Regions from separate parts of the Homo sapiens genome. Here region 2 is linked to region 1. The links are chromatin loops, found by intact Hi-C in ENCODE. Cell type or tissue: ascending aorta. All regions are shown on one strand. Links, peaks and the distances in the headings refer to the core of each region. The heading gives the core; the rest is flanking DNA.

The links. Hi-C counts contacts between places; a loop is a spot of excess contacts. Peaks named below come from ENCODE experiments on the same cell type or tissue, not always from the same donor. Only the 100,000 strongest peaks of a DNase experiment are listed, where the experiment ranks them.
Region 2: a loop joins it to region 1, with 2.9 times the contacts of the local background. A loop is called at or near these places in 2 of 110 quality-filtered maps.

The regions. Positions count from the first base shown.
Region 1 is chr9:105,295,347-105,303,166 of GRCh38, reverse strand. SLC44A1 (solute carrier family 44 member 1) reads right to left here. Exons shown (of 16, transcript NM_080546.5): 2 at 3,858-3,947. Among named protein-coding and RNA genes, the nearest start is that of SLC44A1, 55 kb to the right of the region's middle. RefSeq lists an enhancer at 2,992-4,191. In ascending aorta, for the core only: no CTCF peak of the experiment used is centred there; DNase peaks (open chromatin) are centred at 3,516 and 6,154; H3K27ac peaks cover 3,681 bases.
Region 2 is chr9:105,201,823-105,209,160 of GRCh38, reverse strand. All of the region lies in intron 2 of LOC112268038 (a long non-coding RNA gene), which reads left to right. Among named protein-coding and RNA genes, the nearest start is that of SLC44A1, 39 kb to the left of the region's middle. In ascending aorta, for the core only: no CTCF peak of the experiment used is centred there; DNase peaks (open chromatin) are centred at 1,754, 2,749 and 3,180; H3K27ac peaks cover 2,032 bases.

The DNA.
Region 1 (7,820 bases), core at 1,254-6,253:
TCCCACTCTTGTTTCCTGATGTGTACAGAAACCGTGGTTGAGAACCCAGGAGGAGCTGGGGTGGGATTTGAGCTGAGAAACCTATCCTGAACCCCTAACACAAGAACCTCTTAGTCATCCTTGATCTGTCTCTCACTTGTCTGCAACACTGATAACACCATTGATAAATGTTACGGATCCTAATTCTTCAATCTCTCTCTTCCTCTCCTTTAGCACTACTTTATTTCAGGTTTTTCACCTCTTATCTGGACCATTACATCAGCCTCCAGAGTGATCTGCCTGAAACCTCTTTCAACCTTCCAAGCCATCTTTAACATTAGCTGCCAGCGCCATCTTTCTAAACCCACTCATATCACTTCTTGCTCAATACTTTTCAGTGGTTTATCTGTGCCTATAATAGTGGGTCTCAACTTTGGCTGAACATCAGGTTTGCAGAGATTATATGAGAATCCCTGAGGTAGGCCTGAGGAATTAGGTTTTTTTTTTTTTTTTAGAAAAGATCCCAGCTAATTCTAGGCTGGGCACAGTGGTTCACACCGGTAATTCCAGCACTTTGGGAGGCCGAGGCATGCAGATCACTTGAGGTCAGGAGTTCGAGACCACCTGGCCAACATGGTGAAACTCCATCTCTATTGAAAATGCAAAAATTAACCAAGAGTGGTGCTGGGTGCCTGAAATCTCAGCTACTCAGGAGGCCGAGGCAGGAAAATTGCTTGAACCTGGGAAGCAGAGGTTGCAGTGAGCCAAGATCGCACCCTGCACTCTAGCCTGAATGACAGAGCAAGACTCTGTCTCAAAAAAAAAGAAAAGAAAAAAAAGAAGAGATCCCAGCTAATTCCAATGTACAGCTAGGGCTAAAAACCACTTGTTTACTGCCTTAATGAAATATACAAATTTATATTTGTATATTTATACAAATGTGCAATGTTACAAGTAATTCTTTGGAGCAGAGTTAAGTATATGCCCAGTAATTCCAAAATAGTGATGAAAGTTCAAATGTAGAAGATAGAACTTAAGAAGGCTGACAGCAACTTGCTTTGAAAAACACTCTAAGTTCTAGACAACTCAAGCATTAGAAAAACCTTGAAACTAAGGGAAGAAATAAAAGAGAAGTACAAATATTGATGAAGAGATGAACATGTATAAGATTTAATGGTAGAGATGAGTGAAAGATGACAAGATCTTAGAATATTTAAGAACTAGACCATAGGTATCAAAAAATCAGCAAAAAACTGCAAATAAAGTCAGAGAATAAAGGTATGGTTTGAGTGTCAGGCTGCAAGATTACTAAGAAGAAATAATCTGTAAGAGAAGCAGGCAGCTGGGCCACTCGATTAAAAGGACATAGCCAGAAAGTTCCAGTTCCTATTCTATCTTTGCCACTTATTTCCAGCAGTATATTCTTAGACAAGCTAATATTTAACCTTGCTATACTTTGTCTATAAGCAGGGGATAAAACCTATTTCATTGAAAAAAATTTAAAAGATACATACAGATATATATATATACACGTACTAAAGTGTTGAGCATAGATTAATGCCCAACAAATGTTTGTTAAATGTTTATTTTAAAAGTACTATAGAATGAAATCCAAAGAGAGAGAAATCGTCTAAAAATCGTTTAAAACAAATACTCAGAAGCCAAAAAATGCTGAATCTCTGTTGTGCCAAGGAATAGAACTTTGAGATTTCTTATTTCCACATGGCAAAATACGATGTTAGCTCAATTCCATGAAGGTAGTAATCCATTAAAGGAATCATTCGAAAACAAATAATGCTATGCCAACATTTAAAAGTACACACAGTGGGTCTTAATTACCATCATACTGAAATCAACATTATATTAATTACCATTGCATTAAAATGTTTCAGTAAACAAATAACTCCTTAGTCTCAAGTCACTCCCAAATCAGCCTATTAACATTAATGATTGCACTTTCCTGACCTGTTTTAGCACAGAAAATCCAAAGCACCTCGGGTGGCATGGTACATGTTTTTGTAAACAATTTTGAAAGGTCAGCTGCTATTTGTCCCAGGGTTACATTCAGGGAGTGGGGAAAGGCTGTGGACTAATTCTGTTATCAAAGAATCTTTCTATGGCAGGGTGCGGTGGCTCACGCCTGTAATCCCAGCACTTTGGGAGGCCGAGATGGGTGGATCACCTGAGGTCAGGAGTTTGAGATCAGCCTGGCCAACACGGTGAAACCCCATCTAAAAATTCAAAATTAGCTGGGCGTGGTGGTACATGCCTGTAATCCCAGCTACTTGGGAGGCTGTGTAAGGAGAATCACTTGAACCTGGGAGGTGGAGGTTGCAGTGAGCCGAGATCACACCATGCACTCCAGCATGGGCAACAAGAGCAAAATTCTGTCTCAAAAAAAAAAAAAAATTTTTTTTCTCCACACGCTGCATAAACATTCATGCATGTTATATTTCAGCTGCCATTCCATTAAACTAAGTAAACTTTTGAGCAATATCTTTTAAGTCATTAAGTTAGGAGATGAGTATTTTGACCTTTCCTAAATATCCTAAATTTGGTGAAACGGTGCTTTTATCTTTAAAATAAACACTCCTTATTTTACTGGATTTATCGTATCTCATTAAAATGTATTGCTTTCTTTTCCTTTTCTCAGAGGCAGAACTGGTACCTACAATTGTGCCTATTAGCCAAGATGACAGTTGTTCTGTGATTCACAAATGGCGCTGGCCTGGTGGGCAGTCAGAGGAGACAAAGAGCAAGATTTTCATAAAGAAACTCTATAAAAGGTATAGTAAGAAGGGGGTTAAAAATACACATGAGTAGGAACAAGGCTGCCTGAGGTAGTGTAATTGCATTTTGAATTGTAGAAGACTAAGAAAGAGAGAGCAATAATGTATCTGCAGAGTCCCCTTGAGGAAGAGGAAATGGGGTGTTAGAAAACAGCATTGATCTGGAAGTGAACAGACCTGGGCTCTGTTCTCAGCTCTGTCATGAACTAGCAGTGTGGCCTTGGGATAGTAATTTCCATCTCTGAGTTTGATGTTTTTAATCTGTAAAATAAGGGCGATGGACTAGATGAGGATTTCCATGTCCTTTCTACTTCTAAATATCAGACCGCTTTAAAAATAGCAGTTTTCTATGTTTTTTCCAGCCCAGCACACTGGCAGGGACTCTAATGCCACTGAAGTCTGTGTCAGAAACTCCTGTAGGGCAGAGTGAGTATGCAATTGAATGTGCACATCCTTAATACCTTATACCAGCAACTCTGCTCCTCCATTCTCTATACCCACTGGAAAATCACCAGGTCCCTTGATCTCTAATTGAAAGATGCCACTCATTACAGCAGACACAGCAGGCAGCAGGGGCCGTTGGAAAACCACCAGGTCCCTTCATCTCCAATCGAAAGATGCCACTCATTACAGCAGACACAGAAGGCAGCAGGGGCCTAGGACAGGCAGAAGGAGGAAGGAGCAGTGAGCAACCAGCCTCCCATCTAGGAAGAACTGTGGAACACCAAGTCCCTGAGAGGAAATGACTGCCCTAAAGATAACCAACAAGTTGGTGTGACTGGGTTGGGTGAATATGCAGGGCTCATGACTCATGGTCACTGTTTTGCTCACCACTCTATCAAGATCAACATTCAGAGACTTACGTCAAATGATTTGCTTTCTGAAATGGTCTATTGAATGGCATATGAGTCCCAGCTGCTCCTTAATTTGAGCTCAGTTTTCATGTAGAAAAACAAATCAAGAGTGACACAAAATACCACTGAATTGTATGAGGACTGGTATATTCCACAACTGCCCTCATTAAAACAACTACTCGTCATTCCCTTGGATCATGAGTCCAGTTTGGACCATCTGTGAGAGTTTCCTTACCATCCCAATGCAGAAGAGGATGAAGAGCAGCAGCCATGGTATGTCTGTGCAGCTACGGTCCTCCAGCGGCTTCCATTCTCGTTTGGAGCTCTAATTGGAAATACAAAATAAGAGAGTGTTAAATGCTAAGTTTAGTTAAAGTTAGAAGGGCACAAATACACCAGCTATAGCTAGAGCCCTTCTTTGCCAAACAAGTTTCTATTGAACCTTTAAGACACAACTCAAATATTTGTCACCTTTTCTGTGACGTTTATGCTAACCCCCACAGCTAATAACTCCACTGGCCCTACTCCCACCCCTCTTCCTGGCCAGGCCCGGTACTGAGTTCATCGCTTTTTTGGTACCTGTATTAGAGTTTTTAGCAGGCTAAATTGTCATTCTTATTTGTTATGCTGTGTCCCAGCAGACTGTGAGTGTCATAAGGAAGAGACCAGGCTTATTTCTCGGCATCTAACATGATGCCTGAGGGTTCATAATATGTACTCAGTGAGGGCTTTTTAAAAATGAATAAATAAATGAATACACTCTTCCAACTTCACTCTTAATGCTAGCTTTTTCTTTGTGTGTCCAGATGCTAAACTTAAAAAAAAAGTTAGAATGTGCTGTTTATATATATGTTCTCTTCTAGGAAAGATGCCCATCAAAATGGATTCCTATTCAGGCCGGGCCCAGTGGCTCACATCTGTAATCCCAGCACTTTGGGAGGCCGAGGCGGGCAGATCACCTGAGGTCAGGAGTTTGAGACCAGCCTGGCCAACATGGCGAAACCCCGTCTCTACTAAAAATACAAACATTAGCTGGGCGTGGTGGTGGGCTGTAATTCCAGCTACTCGGGAGGCTGAGGCAGGAGAACCGCTTGAATTCAAGAGGCGGAGGTTGCAGTGAGCCAAGATCGTGCCACTGCACTCCAGCCTGGGCAACAAGAGCAAAACTCCATCTCAAAAACAAACAAACAACAACAACAACAACAACAAAAACGGGATTCCTATTCAGGGGTAGATTTATCTAAGTCAAAAAAAAATTCAGTTTCTATAGACAGATCTGTGCAGCTCCTAAACAATCCATGCATTTTCATCTTGTTCCTAGAAAATGTTAGTTTCTAGATCAAACACAGAGAATCCTGAACTACAGAACTAGCGGCATTCTAAAAGTTAACTTGCAAAGTATTGACTGGAATTCCAACTGCATTTTTTTTTTTCTTATTTCAATAGTCTTAGGATCTCGGGTCAGCTCACAAATCCCTTTTAATGGAAATCTAACTGAAATAACCCCCCTGAGCTTTCTAATGAACAAAAATGCCCGAGTCTCACACCCTCTCCTGGAAACAGTAAGCAGTGAAGGGAGAAAGAAGGTATCCTTGGAAAACCTATGGGAAAGGTTCCTCTGAGAAGGTTCAGGCCTCCAGTGGCTTCCGTGACAAGATCCAGGAAGCTATTTGGAAAAGTCTTGTCAGGAGGAAAGGGCATGAGCAGGAGGGGGCTGGAGATAAGGGAGCCCTCTGGTACAATTAGTATATATAGAGTGCAACCAGGCTTAGTTCTCTCTCCCTCTAAAACCATAGTGTTGAACTATGTATCCTTTGATAACCTGATGAAAACTACAGATTCTTTTCTTAATATGTAAGCACAGGCCAGGCATGGTGGCTCATGCCTGTAATCCCAGCACTTTGGGTTGCCGAGGCGGGCGATCACCTGAGGTCGGGAGCTCGAGACCAGTCTGACCAACATGGAGAAACCCCGTCTCTACTAAAAATACAAAGTTAAACGGGTGTGGTGGTGCATGCCAGTAATCCCAGCTACTTGGGAGGCTGAGGCAGGAAAATCGCTTGAACCCGGGAGGCGGAGGTTGTGGTAAGCCAAAATCGCGCCATTGCACTCCAGCCTGAGCAACAAGAGCGCAACTCCATCTCAAAAACAAACAAAGAAAAAAAGTAAGCATATATTCACATAATTTTCATAAGAATTTAGGGAATTCAAACCCCAGATGAAAAAACACAACTTTAAAATATCTGCCTATCAACAATGAGGGCGGAGAATTGGAGTTAAAACAATTTCTTCCTAACCCCTAAAGTGTTAAACAAATGCTTTGTTATTGCCTTACACTGTATAATTGTTATGAACAGAACAAAACAAAAAACACAACCAGTTAGCTTGTTCCCAAACACCCACACAGAAAACAAAAGAGCACTAGTTAGTCATGGAAAAAAACCTTACCCTAAGACTCTAACTAGCATTAAAAACCAAGAATGAGTAGGCAGTTTTTTTCCCAGAGGAATGTAGCATTGTGGCGTAAGAGATGAAGGACTGGTTCTCTCCCTGGCTCTGTCATTAGTTAGCTACATGAATTTAGATAAATTGCTTCATATCTCTGGGTGGCAGGAAGGAGTTAGTCTGGATCTCTTAGGTTCCTTCCAACTCTAAAATCTATGATCAAGAACGCACTTTTGTGGAAACTTTGTTATGACTAGGAAAAACTGCAAAATAATTTGACATAATTCTCTGTATTATTCATATAAGAATGCCTGTATTGTGGTCTGTATTTTGGAAGACAGTTGTTCACAGTGTGAATAAAGAATGTTTCTTTGTATTAAATAATTTCAGTCTTGAATAGTACCCATTACAGTAAAACTGCTTCCAAACAGAGAATTTGGACACATGTTTGATATTCATTACGTTTACTCTATGGTAGTTTATAAAGCAAAAGCTACTTTGAAATGCTGTATTTGTTTGTCTTAACAAACAGCATGTATGGGGAGGGAAGAAAGGGAGAAGCCTCAGGTTGGTTGTGTAGTTTCTTTATCCCCAACTATTTTCTTAGTATTTTTACCTTAGACCAACATTCAGTTCATTAATGCCTAAATTTTCATCTATAACATACAGAGATAGTTCATTTTTGACCAGAAAAATACAAAGATTCAACATCTCAACAAGTCGATTCAACTTGCTGTGGGTCACGTCTGTGCTAAATACACAGAAATTCTTTCACTGGGAATGAGAAGTGGAGAGAGGGTAGGAGTTACATATAAAAAATACTGACAGAGTCTTAAGTAGTATGGAAGAACAAAAGTGATCACCCTCACTTGGACAAAGGAACACTTAGCGGAGGAGGGGTGGCTTACTTCACAGGGCTGTTTTGAGAAGCAAATGTGAGCACCAGTCACACAGCATGCACTCAATTCTTGGTTATTATTATTCATCAATACTTTTCAGTTAACCCTCTCTCTGTTATTAAAATATCCTTTTACCAAGTGGACCTTCCCACTAAAAAGGATATAAAGAATATTAAACTCTTTTTCCCTTATACGTACTAAAATTTTGACTTAATGGTGGCATATTTCATTTTAGCTGCCATTGTTAATGCCATCAGTTATTGATTACTATTAATCAGACATTAGACTCAAAGCTTTACAAATATTATGTCTTCTACATTCAAAACAGCTCATGTAGGTATCGTCTCTATTTCACAGATGAGGAAACTCAGGCTCAGAAGTTAAATAATCAGCCTAAGGTTTCACACCTGCACAATCAGTCTTTGGCGCCCTCCCCCCCACTCCCCGCCCCAAGTCTGTGACTCCAAAGCCTATTCCAATAAGACTATTTTTTATTTGTACTAGTTAGTAAAAAGCAATAACCTCAATTAGTTTCTCCTCACATTGAAAAATTTGGGAGCCAACTCAATAATTTTAAATCCTGTTGGTACAGGGAAAGCAAGTGAGATGTGTTATGAGCCATGAAGTTTCTCAAGTGAGTCAGAAAACCGAAGAGTTGAAAATTTTTAATAATTCTTTAACAGATTTAACCAAGTGGCAACAGGATTTAATGCTGTTTCTTCCAATTAAAATTCTGCATAGACCTAGCAAAAGTAAACTGTTTTGCAACAGCACTTTTTAAATGTGATTTTACCCCTTTCTCAGATTCCACATGAGATTAATACCAGGCTTTCAGTAAATGTTAGGTCTCTCCC
Region 2 (7,338 bases), core at 812-5,811, 94 kb after region 1:
TTGTAGAGACAAGGTTTCACCATGCTGCCCGGGTCTAGAACTCATGGGCTAAAGGGATCCCCTTGCTTCACCCTCCTGAAGCCTCATTATTTTTTACATGATTTGTTACCACACCACCCCCAGCCTCATTATTTTTTACGTAATTTGTTTGAAGGAAGATTGAAATAATTTTCATTGTTTAAATATGATTCACACATTGCCGTCGGTCAATATGTCTTTTTTTTGTTTGTTTTGAGACGAATCTAGCTCTGTCGCCTCGGTTGGAGTGCAGTGGCATGATCTTGGCTCACTGCAACCTCTGCCTCCCAGGTTCAAGCATTTCTGCCTCAGCCTCCAGAGTAGCTGGGATTACAGGCACCCACCACCATGCCCAGCTAATTTTTGTATTTTTAGTAGAGACGGGGTTTCACTGTGTTAGCCAGGATGGTCTCAAACTCCTGACCTCGTGATAGGCCCACCTCGGCCTCCCAAAGTGCTGGGATTACAAGCGTGAGCCACCACGCCCAGCCAGTCAATATATCTTTTAGGTCTCTTTTAATCTATAGATTTCTCTGTATTTGTTGAGGAAACCTGATTCTGTTCAGTAGTTTCCCACAGTCTGGAGTTTTTGCATTCATCCCTGTAGTGGTATTTAACATGTTCCTTCGTTCCTTGCATTTCCTGTTCATTGGTAATTAAAACTAGAGTCTATATCAGACCCAGGTTCAATTTTTTAGCCAGACTACTTCGTAAGTGGTGTTGTGTTCTTCCATCAGGGGCATATAATATCTGGTGGTCTTTCTCCTGCTTGTTTTTCATTCATCCTTTCTCATATTTTCATATCTCACCTTTATGATTCCTGGAAAGGGGGCTGGGAGGTTGGGAGTCTGGCGGAGGGATTGCCAGCCTTTCTGCCTGCTCCTGTCATATTGCGTTGCTCTATTCCCTTGTTATTGGTCTATGCCATCAACATGGCTTTCCATTCCTATGGGGCATGATGGTGCTGCTAATGCCCTTCCCAGAGCTAAGGGGGGAACTGACATGTTGAAAAAACTTTAGAGGTTAACATTTTTTATTGCTTTTCTTCTTCCATGCTAGGGAATGCCAAGTCTGAGCCCTGCTGGCTTGTTATTGGTTCAGATGGCAAACAGCTATCAAGCAGGGAAGGGTCTGCTGGATAGGAAAGTAGCTGATGTACTTCCTTCCTGATCCATGCAGAATGGGAACGTAATTTCCAACTATTATTTGGTGCCCAAACTTCAAATTTAATGCTTCAGGCCTAAAGTCCAAACATAGTTGAACGCCATAAGAATGTTCCAGATTCCCTAGAGTTGGGTCAACATGGGACTGACATATATGAAGGATTTGCCTAACCATATATTGCCCACAGCAATATTGAATCCTTGCTCAAATTCCAGGCTAGTGTGTTGATTAGAAGTCTAGAAAAGAGAAAAAAAATGTCGTCAGTCATTACAGCCAGCCTTTCTACAAAATAATCTTTTTTTTTTTTAAAGATTCAGTAACACAGAGTATTTGTTTCTATTTGACCTCAATTTCTTCATCAACTAATTTTACCTCGTTGAATCCTAAGTGTAGCAGATTCTGTTGATACCTAGCCCTGTATCACTCTGGCCCACCTTTGAGTTCACATGCAGCTTGAGTGGGTCAGCTCCTGGCCACGTGGACAGGTGCCTACCTCATGTGCTTGTGGCTCCCTACTCTTCACCCAGAGGGTTTGCTCCTGTTCTACCAGAAATTATCAGACTGCTCAGGACATTGTGGAGGTACTGGGAACTTAAGATCCCCAGGTGCAACCCTTGACCCCTGAGAAATGAGAGTCAGTGGACACATCCCTCAGCTTCCCCATCCCTTGGCAGGATAATCCTGCGGCATGTCCTCCATGGAGCTTCAGAGGGTTCCCTGTAGGATTTATTGGTATTGGACTTTCCTACTCACTGATGCAACTTTGAACTTTTGTTCCTTTTCAGTCTTCCTTTCTCCACTATTTCACTTAAGTTTCCTGCAATCACTTCCCAAATAAGCCACCTAAACCCAATTTATTGTGTCAGAGCCTGCTTTTGGGACAACACAAACTAGTCAGGAAATAATTTTGTAAGTGACCTCAAAACGCTTTGGAACAAGTGTGTGTAAATAAGTAAATATTGAGCATTATGTGCTGGATACATCCACATGTGAGTCATCTCTAATCCTATGAGTGAGCTATTGATATCTCCACTTTTTTTAGATGAGAAAACTGAAAATATGAGACATGCAAAGAAATTGCCCAAGAACACATAACCCGTAAGAACGAAGATGCAAATCCATAAAGACCAGCAACATTGTCTTGGCTCTTGTTCTCCATTATGTTTTTGGTGGAAGATTTTCTCTAATAGCTGGCAGGTTTCTGTCTTTCATTCTTCCTTTTTTGAATTGTTCTATTTGCTTATCTATATTTTGAATGGGTGAATTTCCTGCCAGTTGAACTTCAAGTTGTAAGTAAAAAGGCCTATCTTGATGTGGTCTCCTAGCAACAATTTATGAAGCACTTTAAAGCAATTATTCTTCTCAAGCACGTTTCCAAATGTTGAAGCATGTTCATTCACTTCGATCATTACAATCTCCAAGAACATTCATTCTGTAGCACACAGTTCTGGTAATTATAAGCTCATCAACAGGTTGCTTAGTGAGCGGAGAGCAAGGACAAACCCCACTCTCCCCAGGAGCTGAGCACTTTGTTTCCAGCCTAGCAAGGCAGGGCAGGGCAGATCCACTCCTGCCCAAATGAGTCTTAGTTGATTTGTGGAGTGGTGAAGGGGGAAGAATATTTAAACCCCAAATAGCTCTCTGTAAAATGTGGAGTCCATGGCAACACACACAGTCCTAGGGAGGATTTGAATATCTAAGGCCTGAGTCTGCCATTCAGTTTTCTGTGCCTCTTCCTCTGGACCCCTCCCTCAGCCCACCCTAGATCTGGAGACTCAACATCAGGCAGAGGCCTCATCTTGCCTCCCATGGGTCCTTAAACATGTAGTTCTGCCCAAATTAGCCATTGGCCCTTCAATTTGTCTTTCTTTCCTTGTCTTTTTCTAAGAATTCTCTTTTATTTTTATCTTCCTTTGAGTGTTTTAGGACACAAGTCTGGAAGGGGATCTGGATTGCTGGCAGTCACCCTGTAGGTTCAGCAAATAGGAATGTCCATTTGGCAAGCTAGAGGGTTGTCCATCTGGGCTATGGTTGTGAAACCATCAGGCCTGACTCCAACTCCACTGGAGAGGAAATTACAATCAGGATGGTGCCTTGGACAAAAATTAAGCACTCCTGGGATGTTTTAGATCTAAGAAAGGGGAAGGTTGACTTTCCTACTAATCCGGGAAGCTGCTTTTTTAAAAAAACTCTTTATTTTGAAACATTTTAATTCACAAAAGAGTTTTTCTATACCTCTCACCTGCTTTCCCTAAGGTTAACATCTTATGTAACTGTAGCACACTTATGAAAATAAAGAATCAGTTGTATTGATAATGTTCTTATGAAGGGAAATTGTACGAATCCCAGGATAGTAAAGGCCAGATGCATGCACACACACACACGCACACACACACACACACACACCAGATAAACATATACAATATACAGACACATACACACCAGAAACACACACAACATGCATACAGATATTCACACAAATACAGATACATACACAACATAATACAGATATACACAACATACAGACACACACACATCAGACACACACAACATACAATACACAGACATACTTAGAACATAATACAGATATACACAACATACAGACACACACACATCAGACACACACAACATACAATACACAGATATACTTAGAACATAATACAGATATACACAAGATATGCATACACGACATACATATACATACAAAATACAGATATACACATGTGCATGCAGCAAGACAAAAATAGACACATGCAACATACATACAAGCACAAAGTATATACAGATATACATGCAACATACATACATACAGAGATATATGAACACATACAACATATGTACAGAGATACATAGCATACATGCTCTTAAAATTATGGCTCATACTTTATATACTGAGAGTGCTTCTTGGTGGAATTTGAGCTGGTTGATGGAGGCAGAAAAGTGCTGAGACAGAACTAAGGAACAATGGTGATGAAGCAGTCAGGGCATGGGGTCAAGAATGACTCTCTCTACCTGGAAATTGTTATTTCTTTGTGGAAATGGGGCTGCCATCTACCATAGTAATAGTTTGGGTTGCAAAATCTGACCCACCAAACACGTCAAGGAAGACTTGTTCAGATAAACTTTAGATATAAACTGTTCTGCCCCATTTACCCAGTCAGGGTAGGGTAGGTACAGCCAGCCCAAATTTCCTGGGTCCCCATGCAGGAACAGGAGCAGAAAGGAGAGATGTTTCATCCTGAGACTTGGCTAAAATGACATAAGCATTTATTATCTCTTGTAGTTTCTGTAGGTCAAGAATTTGGGAGCAGCTTAGCTGGATGGTTCTCGCTCAAGGTGACTCAGGAAATTCAGTCAAAATGTTGGCCAGGACTACAGTCATAGGAAGATCTGACTGGAGCCAGGCAATTTGCTTCCAACACAGCTCACATACATGAATGGCAAGTTGATGCAGCCTGTTGGCAGGTCGGGGCTCAGTTCCTTACCACATGGGTCTTTCTGTAGGGATCCTGGGTGTTCTTCTTGGCATGGTGGCTGACTCCCCCAGAGCGAATGATCTAAGAGAGCAACGCAGAAGCCTCAATGTCTTTTATGACCTAGCTTTGGAAGCCACACTTTGTCGTTTCTGCAGTGTCCTATTAGCTAACAGGTCAGCCCTATTTAGTGTGGGAAGGGACTATCCAAGAGTGTGAATATCAGGGGGCCATCTTGGAAGCTAACTACCACGTGATCTTTTTTTTCTGATGATTTCATTCCAATTTAATAAAGCACTTTTAGACTAAACCTCAAGGTATAGTCAAATATAGTCAAACTTGGTTTCAAAACCAAGTTGGTGAAGTTGGTGAAAGCTAAAGTTAGGTCTCCTAGATAAGATGATATTTGAGTTGGGAACTGAAGGAAATATAAGAGTTATGGAGAGAGTGGTGAGAGATGAGGTTAGAGAGGTGTGTATGTGTGTGTGTGTGTGTGTGTGTGTGTGTGTGTGCACCTGCGCGCCTTGTAGGCCATTGTAAGGACTTGGGTATTTTATTCTTTCCATAATTTGAGGAGCCTTGCAGGTAATATATCCCTGAGTGCTTTTGTCTTCTTCTTCCTCCTTTCCCTCTTATGTGTGGAGTTCAGATGACATGTGGGATTTTGGTGAGTTGTGAAGGAAGGAGGCCAGGACATTTGAAACAGAAATGGAAAATTTGTTTGATAGAAGTCACTGTCGGCCGGGCCTAGTGGCTCATGTCTGTAATTCCCAGCACTTTGGGAGGCTGAGGCGGGTGGATCACTTTAGGTCAGGAGTTGGAGACCAGCCTGGCCAGCATGGTGAAACCCCATCTCTACTAAAAATACAAAAAAATTAGCCGGGCATGGTGGCACATGCCTGTAGTCCCAGCTATCTGAGAGGCTGAGCCAGGAGAATGGCTTGAACCCAGAAGGTGGAGGTTGCAGTGAGCCAAGATCATGCCACTGCACTCCAGCCTAGGCGATAGAGCAAGACTCTGTCCCCTCTCCAAAAAAAAAATAGAAGTCACTGTTTTGCCATGAACAAACTGTGCGTGTGTGGTTGTGTGTGTGACAGAGAGAGAGACAGAGAGAGAGAAACGGAGACAAATATAAAGGGATTCAAGAGAGCAATATGGATTGGTAAAGCCTGTAACAATATCCTTTTCTTTTTAAAAGTTATTTTAACAAATTTGTACTTTAAAATTTTCCTGATTATCCAAGTAATATATGTTCATTAAGATAAGGCAAGAATCATGCATGATGTCATCACCCAGAGGCAATAAAATGCTTTGACATTTCCTAGATCCTTTTCCTGGGCATGTTTTCTTCCTTAAGTTGAGGTTATATTCCTTCTGTAATTTTGCATTCAGCTTTTCATATGCATTTTATTGAATTATTTAATAGCTTTTAATAACCATTAGAGAAAAAATGTGCATATGTTTCTTCTCTTGGTTTGCATGCTCGCTGTAAAAAAAAAAAAACAAAACAAAACCCACTGAATATAATTGTATTAGAGAGAAAGGGAAAGTACACCCAAATATTACTTCCTAAACCACTGTTGATGGTATAGTTTAATATCCTTCCAGACATATTTTTCTGTGTATTTGTAAGTGCATGTAGATGACACTTATAAATAAGTATTTGGAAATGTTCTATAATTTATTTTACTTCAATATCACTATTATTAATGTTTTCCATGTCAGTGAGTAGTACTGCATCCTTTAAACATCTTATTTTTTTCTGATTACAAAAGTAAGAAATGCTTTTTCTAAAGTATTTTTTATGGTTGTGTAATATTCCATCATATAGAGATATACCATTATTTGGGTAATGGTTACCCTGTTATTTCCATTTTTGTTATTATGACCAATCCCATGAGAACCACCTTTGTAATCCCCCCTGCATTTCTGATTATTTTGTCTGGTTCAATTCTGAGTATTAGAATTTCCAAGTCAGGATTTAACAACTCTATAGTACATATTTGCTATTTGTTTCTCCATCATCATTCTATGCGTTGTAAAAACAGTAAAAACTCTCAATTATTTTTTCTTAAAAATATTTAACAAATCCCACTGTAATAATGTAAAATTTAAAATTTGAATAGAAATCATATATAATCTCTCCACCATAATAAATCAACTTTTTTTTAATATTCTCTTTTGATCCTTTTTTATGTACACGCCTATATATACCTTTAGACCAGAAGTCAACAAACTTTTTCTTTTTTTTTTTTTTTTGAGATGGAGTTTCGCTCTTATTGCCCAGGCTGGACTACAATGGCCCAATCTCGGCTCACTGCAACCTCTGCCTCCTGGATTCAAGCGATTCTCCTGCTGCAGCCTCCTGAGTAGCTGGGATTACAGGCATGTGCCACCATGCCTCGCTAACTTTGTATTTTTAGTAGAAACAGGGTTTCTCCATGTTAGTCAGGCTGGTCTCCAACTCCTAACCTCAGTTGATCCGCCCGCCTCAGCCTCCTAAAGTGCTGGGATTACAGGCGTGAGCCACCACGCCTGGCCAGACTTTTTCTTTAACAAGCAGATATTAATATTGTAGGCTTTGTGTGCCACATGGTCTCTATTAAAACTGCGCAACCCTGCCATTGTATCATGAAAGCAGCCATAGACAACATGTAAACATGAGAACGCCATAAAATTGTAT